2 separate regions of the Mus musculus genome follow, and region 2 is linked to region 1. A link is a loop called in an ENCODE intact Hi-C map of the cell type or tissue named here. Cell type or tissue: gastrocnemius. All regions are shown on one strand. Each heading gives the region's core, and the rest is flanking DNA. Links, peaks and the distances in the headings are about the cores only.

Region 1 (10,839 bases), core at 894-8,893:
AGGACAATGAATAGGAATCCCACAGTCAACATTGTCCAAATGGAGAAGACTGAAACACATTTCCACCAAGGCAGGAACAAGACAAGACTCTCTCCATACCTACTCCACAGTGCTTGAAGTCTTAGCTGGAGAAAGAAGACAAGTGAAAGAGATAAAGGAGATACAAATGGGAAAGATAAAAGTCAAAGTACCCTTATTTGCTGATGATATGCTTCTGGCCATAAAAGACAGAAACACTCCACCAGGACACTCCTACATTTGATCAAAGCATTCAGAAGTATGAAGATACAAAATTATCACATGAAAACTGGTAGCCCTTTTATATACAAATGAAAAATGCACTGAGAAAGAAGTCATTGAAACAATACCCTAAATAATGGCCTCAAAATAAAATATTTTGGGATAATTTTAACTAAGAAGGAGAAACATGTAAATGTAAACATTAAGACACTGAAGAAAAGAATCTGAAGAAGATACAAGAAGATTAGAAAACCTCCCATGCTCATGTATTGTTAGAATTAATATTGTGAAATGGCATCCTACCAAAAACAATCTACAGATTCAGTACAATCCCCACACAATTTCCACTGTGGTCCTTTATAGAAATTGGAAAAATAATATTAAATTTCATAATTAAATACAAAATGTCTAGGATAGCCAAAACAATCCTGATCAACAAAAAATTGCTAGAGATTTTGCCATTGCAGATTTTGTTATATTCCAAAGTTGTGGTAATGAAACCAGTATGGAACTGGCATAAAACCAGACCCATTGATCAATAGAATAGAATTAAGTACCCACATAGACACTCATATTCCTATAGCCACTTGAGTTTTGAAAGGGAAGCTAGCCCTACATGTTGGAGAAAAAAAAAAGTACCTGCAATAGATGTTGCTTCAGACTGGATAACTATGTTTGAAGAATGAAACTTATTTAGTCCTACACAAAACTCAACTCCAAATGGATCAAGAACATCAGCAAAACAAAACAAAACAAAAAACAAAAACAAACATAGAAAAGAAAGTGAGCAATATACTTGCATTCATTGGCACAAGAATGGACTTCCTGAAAGAAGCCCCAATAGTGTAGGCATTAAGACCAACAATTAATGAATGAGACCTCACACAAAAAAGGCTTTTTACAACAAAGTGTACCATCACCCACGCCAAGAGACAGAATACAACATGAGAAGAATATCTTTAGCAATTGTATATCTGACTGTATATCTAGAATATACCCAGAATTATTTTTTTAAAAAAGCATCAATGAACAAACAACCCAGTTCTAGGTCCATAAAAGATGAAATGCAAAAAATAAGGAATATTTTTAAAAAATTGTTCACCATGTTTAGTAATCAGGGAAGTGCAAATTAACAGTAGTTTAGCTCATTCCAGTCAAGATGACTAAAAAAACAACAACAACAACAACAACAAATGATGCCATGAATTTTGGGAAAGGGGTATACTTTGTCATTGATGGAGCAAAATCTGATATAATTACAATGAAAATTTATGTGGAGGTTCCTCAAAAGTCTAAAAGTCAACCCACTACATGGTCCAACTGTATCACTCTTGGGCATTTATCCAAAGAACTCCATATCCTACTCTAGAGATACTTGCTCACTCATGTTCAGTGTTGTTTTATTCAAAATAGTCAAGAAATAAAGAGACTAGATGGTCACCACATGAAAATGTGGTATATTTACACAATGGGGTATTATTTAGCTTATAAGAAAAGCGTTGGACAATGCAGTCCTATATAACCCCAAATATTACATTGCTCATGACTGCCTCCAGAACTTGAAAATAAGACCCCACTGCTGAAGACAATACATTTTTGAGACATAGAACATGGATAAACAAAACTGGTATTAACCTAAAGGATGCACTCGTACTGGAAAGCCTTTATAGTTTTGGATCTGAAAGAGACTATGCATGCAGTCAGAGGAGAAAAACTCATCAATTACACCCAGCTTTGAACCATGCAAACTACAATAATGATTGTGTCCACTGGTACAATAGTGTCACGAACATGATAGAAGTCACCAACACTCTCTGGTGCACTCAGCAGACCTTGTGCATGAATTCCTCAGCCAGTCCCAAAACACCCAGAGGAAGATCCAATACCAGGTGCTCTAACTTGCCCAGAATCATAGGATCAAAGGTTCCCTGAGCAGACCTTGGGCGCTAACTCAGAAGCCAGTCCTACAAAACACAGAAAAGGCTCCACTCGCAGGTGCTCTAACACGCCCAGGTCCACAGGATCCCAGGAGCTTAGCCACACCAGGATCTCAGGGTCCCAGAAGAAGCTTGACTCCCAGGATCTCTGACACACGCAGGATCTCAGAATCACAGGATCACAGAGACAGCTGGACTATGAGGAGTTCTGACATAACCAGGATCACAGGAAGGATGGGCTCCAGTCAGATATAGCAAAGACAGGTAGCACTAGAGATAATCATATGGTGGGAGGCAAGCTTAAGAATAAAAGCAACAGAAACCAAGGTTACCTGGCATCATCAGAAACCAGTTCTCCCATCATAGAAAGTCCTGGATACAACATCACACCTGAAAAGCAAGATTCAAATCTAAAATCACTTCTAATGATGGTGATAGAGGACTTTAAGTAGGACATAACTCCCTTAAAGAAACACAGGAGAACACAGGGAAACAGCTAGAAGCTCTTAAAGAGAAAAGACAAAAATCCCTTAAAGAATTAAAGGAAAACACAAACAAACAGGTGAAGGAAATGAATAAAACCATTCAAGATCTAAATATGGAAATAAAAACAATAATGAAATCACAATGGGGGACAAGCCTGGAATTAGAAAACCTAGGAAAGAGATCAGGAGTCATAGATTCAAGCAACACCAACAGAATACAAGAGACAGAAGAGAGAATCTCAGGGCCAGAAGATACATAGTATCCCGACCCGAGGGATTCAGTTATTCGTGGGTGGGAGGGGGACCACAAACTTGGAAGGAAATGGGAATAAAAGAAAGAGTCGGAGGACCAAGTAGATATCAGCCTATCAAGGTCTCGTTTATTAGGCTGAGGTGCCTTCTTTTTAAAGCATACATTGCAGGGAATATGGGAGGGGTCGAGGGAGAATTATACAAAGAACAAAGAAGTGGGCATCTGCTGACATGGGGGCCGAAGTCAGGCACCAGGCAGCGGGCACTCTGGAGCTTATCTCTGGAACATTGATCCTCCTTGACAGCCTTGGGGGTCAGGCTGGGCTCAGGCGTAACTCATGTCCTTGGATGGCATGGGAACTCAGGAAGAGATAGGGAAGAGGGGACTATATTTCAGTTTTAACAGCCTCAGGTGCCAAGAAAGGAATAGGGAGGAAGGGGGGTGATAACCAGCTCTTAGTACAAGGCCATTTGGCCTGTTAGGGAGATTGTGAAGGGCTCACTTTCTAATGGGATAGTCTCTGACAACATAGAAAACATTGACACAACAGTCAGAGAAAATGCAAAATACAAAAAGCTTCTAACTAAAAACATCCAGGAAATCCAGGACACAATAAGAAGACAAAACCTTAGGATAATAGGTATAGAAGAGAGAAAAGATTCCCAAATCAAAGGGCAAGTAAATATCTTCAACAAAATTATAGAAGAAAACTTTCCAACCCTAAAGAAAGAGATGCCATGAACATACAAGAAGCCTACAGAACTCCAAATAGACTGGCCCAGAAAAGAATTTCCTCCTGTCACATAATAATCAAAAGACAAAATGCACTAAACAAAGAAAGAATATAAAAAGGAGTAAGGTAAAAAGGTCAAGTAATATACAAAGGCAGACCTATCAGGATTACACCAGACTTCTCATCAGAGACTATGAAAGCTAGAAGATCCTGGGCAGATGTCATACAGACCCTAAGAGAACACAAATGCCAGCCCAGGCTACTATACCCAGCAAAACTCTTAATTACCATAAATGGAGAAACCAAGATATTCCATGACAAAACAAAATTTACACAATATCTTTCCACAAATCCAGCCCTACAAAGGATGGAAAACACCAACACAGGGAGGGAAACTACACCCTAGTAAAAGCAAGAAAGTAATCTTTCAACAAGCCCAAAAGAAGATAGCCACACAAACATAACAACGAAAAGAACAGGCAGTAACAATCACTTTTCCTTAATATCTCTTAATATCAATGAACTCAATTCCCCAATAAAAAGACATAGACTAACAGACTGGACATGTAAATAGACTCAGCATTTTGATGCATACAGGAAACTCTTCTCAGTGACAAAGACAGACACTACCTCAGAGTAAAAGGTTGCAAAACAATTTTCCAAGCAAATGGCCCCAAGAAACAAGATGGAGTAGCCATTCTAATATCGAATGAAATCGACTGTGAGTTTGAGGCCAGCCTATTCCACATAGTAAGACTGTCTCAAAAGGAAAAAGAAGAAAGAAAAAGAAAGAGAGAGAGAAAGAGAGAGAGAGAGAGAGAGAGAGGGAGGGAGGGAGGGAGGGAGGGAGGGAGGGAGGAAGGAAGGAAGGAAGGAAGGAAGGAAGGAAGGAAGGAAGGAAGGAAGGAAGGAAGGAAATTTTTCTATATACTGTTATGATTCATTAAACTAGTGATAAATTCATACACACACACACACAGAGAGAGAGAGAGAGAGAGAGAGAGAGAGAGAGAGAGAGAGAGAGAGAGAAAGAGAGAGACTGTTTTGAACAGCTCACTGACATCTTGGAGATAGATCCCTTAGAAGGGCCAATGCTCATGAAAAGTTGCTGTTCCTTTCAGCATTATTTCCAGAGAGCAATGGAAGGAAATTTACCATGTATTTAATATAAATATCAGATAGGGACACTGGCAAAACATTTCCCTGAGTAATTTGAATCATAGGAATTAATATTAGTACACCTATTTCTTTGAGTCTACTGTGTACAATATTACTGGGTTAGCTAAGTTCATAGGCCTATCACATTTCTTCTGTAAATTAAGAGCAAACAATCTAATGGTATAAAACATTTATTTCTCTGAACCATCCCAGGGAACACAGTCTACCTTTCTATTGGATGTAGGAAGTAAAATGAATTAGAAGTAAAGAGTGTTATTAGGACTAATGGGGGGGGGCTGAGAAAGTCATTTTCAGAGTGAAATATGCTTTCATTCACCTAATAAATAATAAAGCCTGGCTTTAAAATAAAGACAATACATTACTCAAAATGTATATGTGGTTAGAGGCATTAGACCTGATTCACCCATATGGGAGCCACAACTGCCTGTCACTCCAGTTTCAAAGGATGTGGCACCCTTACATAGACACACATGCAGGCATAGTATCGACGCATATTTAAAAATGTTCTTGGTCTTTAATAATAAGAAGCAGAATGGCTGGTGTGGTGATACACACCTGTGACCCCAGCTACTTAAGGAGGGTCACAGATTTAGGCAAGAGCTTATTAAAAAAAAGTTACAAAAACTGCAGGGATACATGCTACTTTTGCAAAGCTTGATCAGCAGTGCCAATAAAAGGGAGACAAGAAGGCTGGAAAGATGGCTCAGCAGTTAGGGGCACTTGCTCTTGCTCCATTTCCAGCATCCACATCACCACTCACAGTAAGCAGGGAGCTGATTCCTTCTGGTCCTGTCTGATCTCTGTCTGAGCTGTCTCTGCGTTGTCTGCTCAGCACAGGTGGGGTAAATATATACGAACATACAAGCAATAAGCATAAATGAAGTCCGTACAAATGTAGTATTTTGGTTTTATTTTTTTATTAATTTCCCTCCCCTCCCCTCCCCCAATCATGTCCCTCTCCCCTTCCCTTCCCCCATTTCTCCATCTCTTTCTCCTCAGCGACCTGGTCTTTAAAAAGACCAAGAGGGAGAAGAAAGGATGAAGAGTTCAAGAGAGGCTTTTTAGCCTGTTATTTCGTCCTTTTTGGGACTCATCAGTGTGGGGTAGCTAACTCTCCTATGTCCCTCATGCTTTAAATTGCAGAGTATAAAGTACAGTGTAGCTGTTTTCATACACCTCAGAAGATCTCATTACGGATGTTTGTGAGCCACCATGTGGTTGCTCAGATGTGAACTCAGGACCTTCGGAAGAGTAGTCAGTGATTTTAACCACTGAACAATCTCTGCATGAAATGAAATGATGGTTTTCATTTCTGATGTTAAGAAATATTCTCTATCTGGTTTGATAGCACTTTGGGACCATAGGGGAAAGAGTAGCACCCACAGATAACAGGCTAAAAAGCGTCTCTTGGTAAATGCTAGGAAGGAAAAAAAGGAGTTTGGCAGTGGAGGCTATAGCTGTTGAGCTTGCTACAGATCCACATCCGAAGTGAATAGATCCTGGTACTGCTGATCCCGTTGTTGTTCAGGTAGGCAAATCTTTCCTCTCCCCGGATGGGAATCCTGAAAAGAAACCAAAAACAGTAAGCCTGCAGAACCCAGAACTGCATTTGCTCCTGCAATGAAATCTCACCAGTCTCCACTGATTTTTGGTAATATGAATCAAAAAGTCCCTGAGGAATCACCTGCATTAGTTTTACACCTACTGTCTCATATTCTCAGGATTTGTACACCACTCCTTTGTCATTTGTCCATGGTGAATCCTGTAATGTGTGTACAAGGCATTGGGCTGGTGCTCGCTGCCATGTTCAAATGAACTGCAGCCATGAGTGACCCGACTAAGGGTGATTTTCAATTCTGTTTTTAGGCATTTTATATATGGGGACGCCCACTTCTTAATAAATGGCTCTAAGGGCTTCAGTGATGGATGTGACTGAGTCTGTGATTTACCATCCCAGGAAAACAGCTCAAACCCAAGAACTGTTTTGGGAGCTCAGTGATGATGAGACTTTAGAGGAGGTTCCAAATGTACTTAGAGTCTCTGCTTTCCTGAACAGGTGCAGACATGCAAATAGTGGAAAGCTGAATCTCAGGCTTGCAGATACTGCAGTGGCTTTCTGGGATTCCAGAGCCCCCACTGCCCATCTAAGGCTCTGTCTATATCCCTCACAGGACATTTATCAACAACAGAAATGTTTAAGTTGGAGCCAGAGCAAACAATAGCTACTCCCAGACACCATCATTAGAGTAAAGATTTTGAGTAAAACAACACTAAGTGGAAGTTTTGAAAATGACGGCCAATAAACAGGAAAACCTCCGAAGCATTTAAGTTTGTGGGAATGTGGAGTTTTCTGGGGATTGGCTGTTGCATGTAAACACAATCTCTACCTCTGAGCCACACCTCCATGCAAGGGTTCATTTTCTTTTTTCTTCCTTCCCAGTACAATTGGCTTCACATGACACTGCCTTTCATCTCCCATAGCCACAACTCACACATATCACAACACATGAACATAATAGAAGGAAAAACTTTGTGAAAACATACGTGTTGTTATACTCAGTGTTGTCTGTCCACTTCCAAGGGTGCTCTGACGACTCTCTGTGCAGGCCAATCCAGGAATCAAAATTCGCCTTGTATCTCATTAGGAAATTCTGTCATAAAACACAAAAACCAAGAATACATGTGTCTCTTTGTTTCAGATGATCCTGGAATCTCTCCACTCCACAGATTCCTCTAGAGATAACAGGAGGGTGTAACTGAGGGTCACATTACTCAGTTCTGGGTTAACCTCCCATTGCAGTTATTAACAGTTGCTTCCTTCTGTACACAACAAGTGCCAGCATATGGGAAAACACTGATGACCACCAGGTATCCAGTAAAATGGCATATCTGACCTTCCAACTGACTATGAACACTTCATGAGAGAAAGTTTCTTGACTGTCTCAGGGCTCCAGTCAGAAGTCAAGCATCAGCAAATGGCACACACTCACATTCCCTATGTCTCCATGTGCTTGGGATGGGATCCTTCCTCAGGCCTCATCTGTAACTCTCTATCTCAAGGCAATATAATATTCAACAGAACAGACAGACAAACCAATCCCTGCCCATTGCTTACCAGCTCATCCTGGTTGTCAAACCGAGCTAGTTGGGCCTCTTGTGCCATGCAGAAGGCCTGGGCGAATGTCCAGTTACTTGGGTATTCAGAAAAATAAAAACATTTATTTTCAACTCCAATCCAGTTTTGCGGGCAAGCAGCATAGGTCTTGTTGACTGGGATCTGTTCTGTCTTTGTTGCTAAAATGTAGAGAATACAATGGATCATGGCAAGCAGGTCTTCTCTCGTTTTGGCACACCCTCCTGAGCTCAGCTGTGAGGTGTGAATCTGATGATAGCTTTCCTAACTGATCTGATGGGCCTTTAACTAAAGGCCTCCCACCGTGGGCCTGTGTCCCATTCTCTCTCAGGTGCTCACTGTCAGTAGGGCTCCCAGGAAGTGCACTTCTATAACACTATATCACTTCTATATCACTTTCTGAGCTTTTGGATGACCATTGACTACAGTAGGGATTGCTACAGCAGCAAGCACTCTGTAGGGACACCTACTGACACCCAGCCTGATAATTGAGATTGCTGTGAGAACTTTTGTGTAGGTAGTATATACGGTGCAGACACATTGCACTAAAGGATGACTTCAAATACTTAAGAGGACAGTGCAAGATTGTATTGCACTATTCTGATATTGTGGTACTAAAATCCTATAAATTTCTTACTTCAGAAACTTTCCATTTAATACTTTGAAAATTCAGTTTAGCCTGGTAACTAAACTAGGTCATGGTGGGAGGCACTGTATCTTCCTGGCCATATTACTCTTCCCTGTCCTCACCTTTGAGGTTCCTACTTTGAAATTTCCTCTCTTTATTCTCTGCCTTGAACAGTTCCCCAAGGAGATTTATGTCCCTGACATCTCAGTTGAGAGCTTATTGAATGTCATCTTCTCACAGATGCCAAGCCAAGACTCCTGTGTACACCACAGACTGTGTGTTCCTTCACTGCACCTTCCAGCTAGAACCTAAGTTCCCAGAGAACAGGAATTTCCAGTGTGATTTCTCCAGAGCCCTTCCCACAATGCCTGGGTCACAGTGGTCAGTAAGTATAACTGACCTTGTGAATGTGGACAAAGTGTCACATAATTTGGAGAATAAGTCACTTACCTGACAAAGCAACAGAAAGAGCAATTACAGCTACAGTGAGGACCATGATCACTCCATAGTAGCAGTAAAGCTTAGCACAAGACTCAGGGGAGATGGTTCCGTGCCTTTTTCCTTGGAGAATTTTACCTGAAAATATAAATATGAGAACACCAATCTCAAAAAACATTTAAAGAAAAAGAATTATCTGTAGATTTGGCTTGTATTCACCCATTGCAAACCCCTTCACAGAAGGTCCTGGTTTATAAATGATGTCTAATGCTCACAGAAGACTAGATGAAAGGGAAACATGGAGTCTTCCAGTCATTGAACAAAGGGCCAATGAAGAAACAAGAAACAGAAAGAGTGAAGATCAGGCTGAAAGCAAACAACATCCAAGCTATTCATAGATTTTGCTCCCTAAGAATAGACTGGCTAGGACTGAGAATAACACTGAGTGCCAAGGATGGGGACAGACTGGGATCAGCAGGAGGCTGCAGAGATGGCTGAGGAGTTAAGATCAATTGTTGCTCTTCTAGAGGACAGGAGTTAGCTCCTAAATCTCAGCTCCTAAAGGGGCACCTCATAACCACCTGTGTAACTCCTGCTCCAGTCAACGAGACAAACAGGTTGGTACACTTTTATATTTCCAGTGCTAGGGAGGCAGAAGCTGGAGTCAGGAGTACAAGACTAGCCTTGGCTACATTAGAAGTTTGAACTCAACCTGGACTATGTAAGGATCAGTCTCAGAGAACCTAGTCAGTAAATAAATTAATAAAGGCACATAAATGTAATAGAACACACTGACATAACTAATGGATAAAAATATGGGAGCATTTTAACAAGCTTACCAAAATCATGTGAAAAAAATAATATTAGTCTAAAATAACAAGAACTCTTAACAAGTTAGGAATTAAAGGAACACATTTATGGTTATTGGGCATTTCAAAAACTCAGAATGGTAATTTTATTTATTTAGAGTTCTACACCAGCATTTCTTATATGATATTAAGAGTAAGATTTACAGATAATCCTCTGTGTTTACACCAGTATAATTCTGATACTGTCTGTTTCCTTCTAATATGTAAACAGGAATTTTGCTGTATACACACAGATCTCCTTCTAAATTCGAATGTGTTCCATAGCACAATTTGAACATAACTTTCCTGTCTTTATTTAAAAGTAATGTTGGAAATGATCTCTCAAAAAACCCAAAGAAATGAAGTATTGCTGGCCTGGTTTTTAGCTTACTTAAAAACTGTTTCAATGATAAAACAAGCTACTGCTTCAAAGGAGTGAAGTTGTGTAATGCCTGCAGCTAGTTATACAACAGCTGCACTTGAGACAGGAGCTCCACATTCACAAGACAGGCTTCAAAATGCCTGCAGCTAGCTATGCAACAGCTGCACTTGAGACAGAAGCTCCACATTCTCAGGAAATGTTTCCAATGGCTAAATATTTGTGTATTTGATTTTAAAAAGTCAACCCTGCTGAGGCAGAGGGAGCAGGAGTTCCAGGCCAGCTTGGGGTAAAGTATGAGACTTTGCCAAAGAATCAATCAATCAATCAATCAGTCAGTCAGTCATCATCATCCTCAGTAATAATAATTTATTATAATTTATTATTATTATTATTATTATTATTATTTCAGAATACTTGGTTTAAGTGATAAACATTAGCATTTGTTGGGAATTTTGTATTTTGATAGATGTCAATCTTACTTTCTCAAAATTCAGTAGTCTTTCCACAAATTAAAAAAAAAAAAATTAATGTGAAGAAACAGGAATGAGGGGGAAAAGGAAAATAAAGGAACACAATATAATGG
Region 2 (10,839 bases), core at 1,598-9,597, 200 kb after region 1:
GGAATAGAATAAAAGACCCAGAAATGAACCCACACACCTATGGTCACTTAATCTTTGACAAAGGAGCTAAAACCATCCAGTGGAAAAAAGACAGCATTTTCAACAAATGTTGCTGGCACAACTGGTGGTTATCATGTAGAAGAATGTGGATTGATCTATTCTTATCTCCTTGTACAAAGCTCAATTCTAAGTGGATGAAAGAACTCCACATAAAACCAGAGACACTGAAATTTATAGAGGAGAAAGTTAGGAAAAGCCTCAAAGATAGGGCACAGAAGAAAAATTCTTGAACAGAACAGCAATGGCTTGTACTGTAAGATCAAGAATCGACAAATGGGACCTCATAAAATTGCAAAGCATCTGTAAGGCAAAAGATACTGTCAATAAGACAAAAAGGCCACCAACAGACTGGGATGTTTACCAATCCTAAATCTGATAGGGGACTAATATCCAATATATACAAAGAGCTCAAGAAGCTGGACTCCAGAAATTCAAATAACGCCATTAAAAATGGAGTACAGAGCTAAACAAAGAATACTCAACTGAGGAATACCGAATGGCGGAGAAGCACGTGAAAAAATGTTCAACATCCTTAATCATCAGGAAAATGTAAATCAAAACAACCCTCAGATTCCACCTCACACCACTCAGAATTGCTAAGATCAAAAATTTAGGTGACAGAAGATGCTGGAGAGGATGTGGAGAAAGAGGAACACTCCTCCATTGCTGGAGTGATTGCAAGCTTGTACAACCACTCTGGAAGTCAGTCTGGAGGTTCCTCAGAAAATTGGACATAATACTACTGGAAGATCCAGCAATACCTCTCCTGGGCATATACCCAGAAGAAGTTCCAACTGGTAATAAGAACACATGCTCTATTATGTTCATAGCAGCCTTATTTATAATAGCCAGAAGCTGGAAAGAACCCAGATGTCCCTCAACAGAAGAATGGATACAAAACATGTGGTACATTTACACAATGGTGTACTACTCAGCTATTAAAAACAATGAATTTATGAAATTCTTAGCAAATGGATGTATCTGGAGGATAACATCCTGCATGAGGTAAACCAATCACAAAAGAAGTCACTTGATATGTACTCACTGATAAGTGGATATTAGCCCAGAAACTTAGAATACCCAAAATACAGTTTGCAAAGCACAAGAAAATCAAGAAGAAGGAAGACAAACACATTGATTCTTCATTCCTTCTTAAACTGGGGAACAAAATACCCATGGAAGGAGTTACAGAGAAAATGTTTGGATCTGAGTCAAAAGGATGGACCATCCAGAGACTGCCCCACCATGGAATCCATTCCATAATCAGCCACCAAACACTATTGCATACCCCTGCAAGATTTTGCTGAAAGGACCCTAATATAGCTGTCTCATATGAGGCTATGCCAGTGCCTGGCAAATACAGAAGTGGATGCTTACAGTCATCTATTAGATGGAACAAAGGGCCCCCAATGGAGGTACTGAAGGGTTCTGTATCCCTATGGGTGGAACAACAATATGAACTAACCAGTACCCCCAGAGCTCGTGTCTCTAGCTGCATATGTAGCAGAAGATGGCACAGTCGGCCATCATTGGTAAGAGAGGCCCCTTGGTCTTGCAAACTTTATATGCCCCAGTACAGGGGAACACCAGTGCCAAGAGGTGGGACTGAGTGGGTAGGGGAGCAGGGTGGGGGGACTGTGTAGGAGACTTTCAGGATAGCATTTGAAATGTAAATGAAGAAAATATATAATAAAAAAATAAAATATATATATACTACCTTAAAAAAATAATGCAAGAAATGTCAGTGTGTGACAGTGTAATAGAGAACTAAGTGCAACAGATGAAAAATGAGTAAACACAGTGCATTTTGGAAAGAGTAATGTGTTTATGACTATGAATGTTGTGTTCTGTTCCTGTAGCAGAATGCATAAAGGCAATATACAGCAGCATCCAGCAGCAAAACAGTGATTCCACATTTGGACTTTGAGTAAATGGCTGGAGCGATGGCTCATTGATTAAGAGCACTTGCTGATTTTGCAGAAGAGCAGGGTGAATTTCTCAGTGCGCATGCTGCTCACACCATCTATATAACTCTCATTCTGGAGGCTCAGACACCTTCTTCTGGCCTCTGCTTCACTTATGTGGTTCTCAGACATACATGCAGGCAAAACTCCTATGCCCTCTTGACCTAAGACAAAAGCCTGACAGCTTAAAACAAAGGCCTGGAAGGCTTTTAATCTGACCAGTATCATACATACCTGCTCTTCTATGAACTCACATGACAGCTTCAAGGCACGCTTGTGAAACTATGAAATTCTCTCAAGTGGGCATCTGTAAATGTCCCTATATTTTATTTTTGCATCCTTTAGCTTCTTTTGTCAACAGACTGGATATGTAAACAGGACTCAGCATTTTGCTGCATACAGGCAATACATCTCAGTGACAAAGACAGACAATAATTCAGAGTAAAAGGTTGCAAAACAATTTTCCAAGCAAATGGACCCAAGAAACAAGATTCAGCAGCCATTCTAATATTGAATAAAATCTACTTTCAACTAGAAGTTATCAAAAAAGATAAGGAGGGACACCATACTGGTCAAAGGAAAAATCTACCAAGATGAACTCTCAATTCTGAACATCTATGCTCCAAATGCAAGGGCACCCACATTCATAAAATAAACTTTACTGAAGTTCAAAGCACACATAGCACCCTCCACAATAATAGTGGGAGACTTCAATACCCCACTCTCAGCAATGGACAGATCATGGAAACAGAAACAAAGCAGAGACACAGTGAAATTAACATGTTATAAACCAAATGGATCTAACACTTCATCCAAAAGCCAAAGAATATACTTTCATCTCAGCACCTCATGATACCTTCTCCAAAATTGACCATATAAGTGTTCACAAAACAGGCCTCAACAGATACAAGAAGTCTGAAATAATCCCATGCAACCTATCAGATCACCATAGGCTAAGCCCAGTCTTAAATACCAACAAAAACAACGAAAAGCACACATACATATGGAAGCTGAACAATGCTCTACTTAATGATAACTTGGTCAAGGAAGAAATAAAAAAAAAAATTAAAGACTTTTTAGAAGTTAATGAAAATGGAGACACATCATACAAAAACTTTTAAGACACAATGAAAGCACTGGTAGGAGAAACACTCATAGCTCTAAGTGCCTCTAAAAAGAAACTGAAGAAGGCTTACACTAGCAGCTTGATAGCACGCCTGAAAGCTCTAGAACAAAAAGAAACAAATGCACCCAAGAGGAGTAGAAGGTAGTAAAGAATCAAGCCAAATAGAAACAAAAAGATGTATACAAAGACTCAACAAAACTAGGAGCTGGTTCTTTGAGAAAATCAACAAGATACATAAACCTTTAGACAGACTAAACTGAGAGCACAGAGTCAGTAACCAAATTAATAAAATCAGAAATGAAAAGGGAGACATAACAAGAAAATACATCTTAAAATAACTATTCTGTTTGGTGAGTATCAATGGTTGAAAAAATTAAAATCATGTTCTACAAACATCATGGAAATATTAATGATAACTTTTAACTCTCTTGAAATTAGCATTTTCTTAATGTTTAACATTTATTTCTCTGAACCATCCCTGGGACCATAGTCTACCTATCTCTTAGGATGTAGGAAGTAAAATGGATTGCAAAAAAATAGTATTATTAGGACTAAATGGGGGGGGCTAAGAAAGTCATTTTCAGAGTGAAATGTGCTTGCATTCATCTAATAAATAATTAAACCTGGCTTTAAAATAAAGACAATGCGTTACTCAAAATGTATGTGTGATTAGAAGCATTGGACCTGATTCAATTCCCAGCACCCATATGGGAGCCACATCTGCCTGTAACTCCAGTTTCAGAGGATGTGGCACCCTTACACAGACACACATGCAGGCAAAGCATCAACGCATTTTTAAAATGTTCTTGGTCTTTAGTATTGAGAAGTAGAATGGCTGGTGTGGTGAAACACACCTGTGACCCCAGCTACTTAAGGAGGGTCACAGATTTAGGCAAGAACTTATAAGAAAATTACAAAAACTGCAGGGATACGTGCTACTTTTGCAGAGCTTGATCAGCAGTGCCAATAAAAGGAACACAAAAAGGCTGGAAAGATGGCTCAGCAGTTAGGAGCACTTGTTCTTGCTCCATTTCCAGCATCCACATCACCACTCACAGTAAGCAGGGAGCTGATTCCTTCTGGTCCTGTCTGATCTCTGTCTGAGCTGTCTCTGCATTGTCTGCCCAGCACAGGTGGGGCAAATACATATGAACATACAAGCAATAAGCATAAATGAAGTCCGTACAAATGTAGTGTTTAGGTTTTATTTTTTTTTTAATTTCCCTTCCCTCCTCCCTCCCCCTATGTCCCTCTCCCCTTCCCTTCCTCCATTTCTCCATCCCTTTCTCCTTAAAGACCTGGAGGCCTCCCATGGATATCAACTCCCCCTTGGCATATCAAGTTGATATAGTCTTTAAAAAGACCAAGAAGGAGAAGAAAGGATGAAGAGACCAAGAGCTGCGTTTAGCCTATGATTTTTTCTCTTTTGGGACTCATCAGTACATGGTAGCTCAATCTATAAGATTTTCAATATTTTTTTAAAGGCTCAGTAATGCACATGCTAGTGTAAAATTAAGTATTAAATGCCTAAGGAGTTTAACTCACATTTGATGTGAAATAAATCCAAAAAAATGGTCAGGACCCATAATGAGACAAGCTAATAACTAGCAGGTGATCATCCTGAAGTGGCCTGCCTCAGATTATTATATAATCTGTGACAGGTGAGCCCTCATTAAGCAAGGCTATGAGTGACTCGTTTTAGGAGAGATTCCTGCTATTAATGTGCTTTTACTGTTATTGTTAAACATATATAACAATTGCTGAGTAGAAACACTCCCCCTTTGAAGCAGATCTCTGCAGATCCACAAAGATGAACTATCTTGTAGTGATTCTATATAGACTCCACCATTACACTGGCCTGGGCCAGAAGGCTCCTGGAATAAAATAGTGAAATTAAAATGGTATTTGATTATAAAATGCAGTACACTTAGAACAGGAAAAGTAAGTAAGTATAATTATACTTAGAACAGTATAATTGGAAATAGGAATATTAAAATTAAAGTGGAGAAACATTTCGCCAATGTCCCTCATCTTTTTAAATTGCAGAGTAAAAAGTAAATCTTAATTTTACACACTTTTTAAAAATTCTTCTGTATGTTGGTTTGAATTTTTGAAAAGCATGTATAATATGTTTCTTCAAATTACGGGATGCAACAGACATCTCATCTTCCCTATCATTATTAAAGTGTTTTTGTGCTTTCCGTCCCCACTGGTGAACCTGAGACCCTCCTGTGTCAACCCTTCGGTACCTGGGATTACAGATGCTTCTCAGGATCCCAGCCATTCTGCTTTCATTATTAAAGGTTACACCCATGTTGGGGGACTCATTTTTGTGGTCTCATAAATTCAAAAGAAGAATTCTCTGCACAAAACCTTAATATCATAAAAGTGGGGTTCCCTAACATTAGTTGTACTTTAGGCTTAAGGTATGAGTGCTGACATCTATTTAAAACTCATCTATGGTCTTGTAATCCTCCATGTGTGCACCTCTCTAAGGTGGTTTTCTTTTTCTTTTTTAAGATTTACTTATTTATCATATGTAGGTATAGTGTAGCTGTTTTCACACACCACAGAAGAGGACATAAGATGTCATTACAGATGTTTGTAAGACACCATGTGGTTGCTCAGATGTGAACTCGGGACATGCAGAAGAGCAGTCAGTCTCTTAACTACGGAGCAATCTCTCCAGCCTTGATGGTTTTCATTTGCGACGTTAAAAAATATTCTCAATCCCGTTTGATAGCACTGTGGGACCATAGGGGAAAAAGTAGCACCCATAGATAACAGGCTAGGAAGAGTCTCTTGGTAAATGCTAGACAGGAACAGGAGTTGGGCAGTGGAGGCTATAGTTGTTAAGCTTGCTACAGATCCATATCCGAGGTATATAGTGCCTGGAACTGCTGATCCCATTGCCGCTCAGGTAGGCACATGTTTCCACTCCCTGGATGGGAATCCTGAAAAGAAACCAAAAAAGTAAGCCTACAGAGCCCAGAACTGCATTTGCTCCTGCAATGAAATCTCACCAGTCTCCACTAATTTTTGGTAATATGAATCAAAAAGTCCCTGAGGAATCACCTGCATTAGTTTTACACCTACTGTCTCATATTCTCAGGATTTGAACACCACTCCTTTGTCATTTGTCTATGGTGAATCCTGTAATGTGTGTACAAGGCATTGGGCTGGTGCTCGCTGCCATGTTCAAATGAACTGCAGCCATGAGTGACCCCACCAAGGGTGATTTTCAATTCTGTTTTTAGGCATTTTATATATGGGGACGCCCACTTAGTAAATTGCTCTAAGGGCTTCAGTGATGGATATGACTGAGTCTGTGATTTACCATCCCAGTAAAACAGCTCAAACCCAAGGACTGTTTTGGGTGCTCAGTGATGACGAGACTTTAGAGGAGGTTCCAAATATACTTAGAGTCTCTGCTTTCCTGAACAGATGCAGACATGCAAATAGTGGAAAGCTGAATCTCAGGCTTGCAGATTCTGCAGTGGCTTTCTGGGGTTTCAGAGCCCCCACTGCCCATCTAAGGCTCTGTCTATATCCCTCACAGGACATTTATCAACAACAGAAATGTTTAAGTTGGAGCCAGAGCAAACAATAGCTACTCTCAGACACCATCATTATGGTAAATATTTTGAGTAAAATGACATGATGCAAAGGTTTTGAAAATGACGGTCAATAAACAGGAAAACCTCTGAAGTATTTAAATTTGTGGGTGTGTAGAGCTTTCTGGGGATTGGATATTGCATTTATACACACTCTCTACCCCTGTGCCACACCTCCAGGCAAGGGTTCATTTTTTTTTTCTTTCTTCCCAGTACAGTTGGCTTCACATGACATTGACTTCCATCTCTCATAGCCACGACACACACATATCACAACACATGAACATAATAGAAGGAAAAACATCGTGAAAACATACATGTTGTTATACTCAGTGTTGTCTGTCCACTTCCAAGGGTGCTCTGACGACTCTCTGTGCAGTCCAATCCAGGAATCAAAATTTGCCTTGTATCTCATTAGGAAATTCTGTCATAAAACACAAAAAAGTCAAGAATACATGTGTCTATTTGTTTCAGATGATCCTGGAGTCTCTCCACTCCACACCTTTCTCTAGAGATAACAGGAGGATGTAACTGAGGGTCACATTCCTCTGTGGTCTGGACAGTTCTGGGTTAACCTTCCACTGCAGTTATTATCAGTTGTCTCCTTCTGTACCCAACATATGCCAGCATATGGGAAAACACTCATGGTCACCAGGTATCCCAGTAAAATGGCATATTTGACCTTCCAGCTGACTATGAGAACTTCATGAGAGAATGTTTCTTGACTATCTCAGGGCTCCAGTCAGAAGTCAAGTATCAGCAAATGGCGCACACTCACATTCCCTATGTCTCCATGTACTTGGGTGGGATCCTTCCTCAGGCCTCATCTGTAACTCTCTATCTCAAGGCAATATAATATTCAACAGAACAGACAGACAAACCAATCCCTGCCCATTGCTTACCAGCTCCTTCTCGTTGTCAAACCGAGCTAGTTGGGCCTCTTGTGCCATGCAGAAGGTCTGGGCGAATGTCCAGTTACTTGTGTATTCAGAAAAATAAAAACATTTATTTCCAACTCCAATCCAGTTTTTCGGGCAAGCAGCATAGGTCTTGTTGATTAGGATCTGTTCTGTCTTTGTTGCTAAAATGTAGAGAATACAATGGATCATGGCAAGCAGGCCTTCTCTCGTTTTGGCACACCCTCCTGAGCTCAGCTGTGAGGTGTGAATCTGATGGTAGCTTTCCTAACTGATCTGTAGGAATCCTCTCCTGAGTGAGATGTGCCTTTAACTAAAAGGCCTCCCACCGTGGGCCTGTGTCCCATTCTCTCTCATATGCTCACTGTCAGTAGGGCTCCCAGGAAGTGCACTTCTATAACAGCATCACTTTCTGAGCTTTGGATGACCATTGACTACAGTGGGGATTGCTACAGCAGCAAGCACTCTGTAGGGACACCTACTGACACCCAGCCTGATAATTGAGATTGCTATGAGAATTTTTGGGTAGGTCGTATATACGGTGCAGACACCTTGCACTAAAGGATGACTTCAAATACTTAAGAGGACAGTGCAAGATTTTATTGCACTATTCTGAATATTGTGGTACTAAAATCCTATAAATTTCTTACTTCAGGAACTTTCCATTTAATACTTTCAAAATAGAGTTGAGCCTGGTATCTAAACTCATGGCTCATGGTCAAAGGCACTGTACCTTCCTGGCCTCACCTTTGAAGTTCCTACTTGGAGATTCCCTCTTGTTATTCTCTGCCTTGAATAGTTCTCCCAAGGGGACCTACTTCCCCTGCATCTCTGTCTAGAGCTTGCTGGATGTCATCTTCCCAGGGATGTGCCCATCAAAGCCTCTGTGTTCCTTCACTGCATCTTCCTGTTGGAACCTAAATTCTCAGAGAACAGGACCTTCCAGTGTGTTTCCTCTAGAGCCCTTGCCACAGTGCCTGGCTCACAGTGCTTAGAAAGCATAACTGGCAATGTGAATATGGACAGAGTGTTACAGAATTTGGAGGGTATGTCACTTACCTGGCAAAGCAACAGAAAGAGCAACTACAGCTACAGTGAGGACCATGATCACTCCACAGCAGCAGTAAAGCTTAGCAGAAGACTCAGGGGAGATGGCTCTGAGACTATTTCTTTGGAGAATTTTATCTGTAAAATATGAATATAAGAATGCGAATTTCAAGAATTTCTTAAATAAAATAAAATAACCACAAAACCCACTTGACAATTGCCTATCAGTTCCTGAAAGGCTTCTGCCAACCCTTTTAGAGAAGGCCCTGGTCCACAAAGGATGTCCATGGTAGAAAGAAGTATAGAGAGGATGGAAACAGAACTTCTGCCAGGGAGCCTTCTGGTCACTGAACTCAGGGTGAATAATGGAAGAGCAAAAATGGAGGGAGTGGGGATCCCAGTGAAATGCAAACAACAAAAATCTGGATATGGCTCCATAAAAAGCGCTCTGGCTAGAAGGAGTTATGGAAACACTAGAAAATAAGTTGATGTAATTAGACATAATAACAAAATAAGAAAAGAGGAAAAACTAGAAATATCTCAATAAACAGCAAAATTATGTGGAAAATGGAAGCTAAAGGAACTTCTTCAACCCTACAAAAGTCATCCACTAAAAACAAAACAGTAAGTCCAACTTCAGTCAGCTGCACTCTCAATGGTGCCATTATGAATGTGTTCCCAGCAATCAGGAGCAAGAGTCAGATGTCTGCTCATTACTCCAGGTAGACTTTTCCCAGGAGGTCCTCGCCAGGACAAAGAAATAGGGTCAGGTGTCTGGAGAATGGCTCAGCTGTTAAGATCTCTTTCAGCTCTTCCAGAGGACTTGAATTGAAGGTAGCTTACAAGAATGTACACCTCCAGTTCCGGGGGAGCTTTCGCCTTCTTCTGGCTTCTTTAGGCACTGAGCATTCATGTGATACACAAACCTGCAGGCAAACAGTCATGTACATAAATAATTTTCTTAAAGAATGAAAGGAAGTTTACATTTCTCAGAAACAGGCGAAAGTGTTTCTCTTCACAGATGACATGGTTCTATCTACATAAAAATTCTAACAAATCTATAAAAGAATACTGGATGTAAAAAAAAATGAGTTTATGAAGTTGCAGGACAGGGCATCACCATGGTAAAATCAGTTATATTTTCCTGTCAAGTGGAAATTAATATCTTAGACAGTGCTCTTTACAGTAATGCCAAATAAACCATAAAATTACAAATCTAAAAATAGGATGTTCATAGTCAGCATAACAAAAACTACATGTAAATTTATAAACAAATAAATATAGGAAAGTTGGCTCAGTGGTTAAGAGCACTTGTTGATCTTTTCAACCACCTGGGTTCAAATTTAGCACCGATATAACAGCTCACAAGCCTCTGTAATTCCAGTTTCAGGAACTCTAAGAACTTTCCTGACCTTGGTGGGCACTAGGAATGCACATGATCCATAGATGTCTATGCAGGCCAAACACTCACACATATTACATTCTTGAAATAAAAAAAAAAAAAAAGAAATCAAGGCAGCTCTAAACACATAATGAACTAGAACACTCCATATTGCTCATATCAACAATTCCTGAACACACATATATGTGCAACATGTTCCAGAGGGGAGGTTGCCTTCAGAAAAAAAAAATCATAGCACCAAGTTGTATGAGAAGTAATATGAAAATTAAAAAGAGTCAAAAATTAATAGTCAAAAATTATTCTGAGAATGAAGAGGTCAAAATCAGAAAGATCACAAGGCCTGACCTGATGTCTCATGTTCTCATGGGAACAGGAATGAAAGCCTGGTGCTAGCATCAGAGTAGACACTGAAACAACACAGCAGAAAACAGGACTCCACAATGAGGTCAAACACAGGTGGGTGGTCAACAGACACTTAACAGAGATGAACAGTCTTTAGACAGGGAAAAGGTGGCATCACTCCAGTGTGTGCTACTGAAACAACCTTCTATCTGTCTGCTAAAAAATAAAATAGACTTCCATGGGCCCGAGGGGCCGTGGAGCTCATCCAGCCCCCACCCACGCCGCCACCATCATTACTGCCGCTCATGCACTCTGAATTGGTGGCCTTGCTGCCTGAGGTGGGGCGCTGTGGGCCCTCACTAGCTGC

Evidence for each region. A loop is a pair of places that touch in the nucleus more often than their neighbours do. Peaks named below come from ENCODE experiments on the same cell type or tissue, not always from the same donor. Only the 100,000 strongest peaks of a DNase experiment are listed, where the experiment ranks them.
Region 2: a loop joins it to region 1, with 8 times the contacts of the local background. A loop is called at or near these places in 9 of 42 quality-filtered maps.

Annotation. Positions count from the first base shown.
Region 1 is chr6:129,181,417-129,192,255 of GRCm38, reverse strand. It overlaps Clec2d (C-type lectin domain family 2, member d), which reads right to left. Exons shown (of 5, transcript NM_053109.3): 2 at 9,039-9,164; 3 at 7,943-8,121; 4 at 7,372-7,478; 5 at 5,721-6,389. The coding sequence ends at 6,245. Among named protein-coding and RNA genes, the nearest start is that of Clec2d, 6.2 kb to the right of the region's middle. In gastrocnemius, for the core only: no CTCF peak of the experiment used is centred there; no DNase peak of the experiment used is centred there; H3K4me3 peaks cover 3,374 bases; H3K27ac peaks cover 5,754 bases.
Region 2 is chr6:128,978,211-128,989,049 of GRCm38, reverse strand. Clec2g (C-type lectin domain family 2, member g) reads right to left here. Exons shown (of 7, transcript NM_027562.4): 3 at 9,572-9,654; 4 at 8,741-8,866; 5 at 7,667-7,845; 6 at 7,082-7,188; 7 at 4,343-6,104. The coding sequence ends at 5,963. Among named protein-coding and RNA genes, the nearest start is that of Gm15987, 8.6 kb to the right of the region's middle. In gastrocnemius, for the core only: no CTCF peak of the experiment used is centred there; no DNase peak of the experiment used is centred there; H3K4me3 peaks cover 174 bases.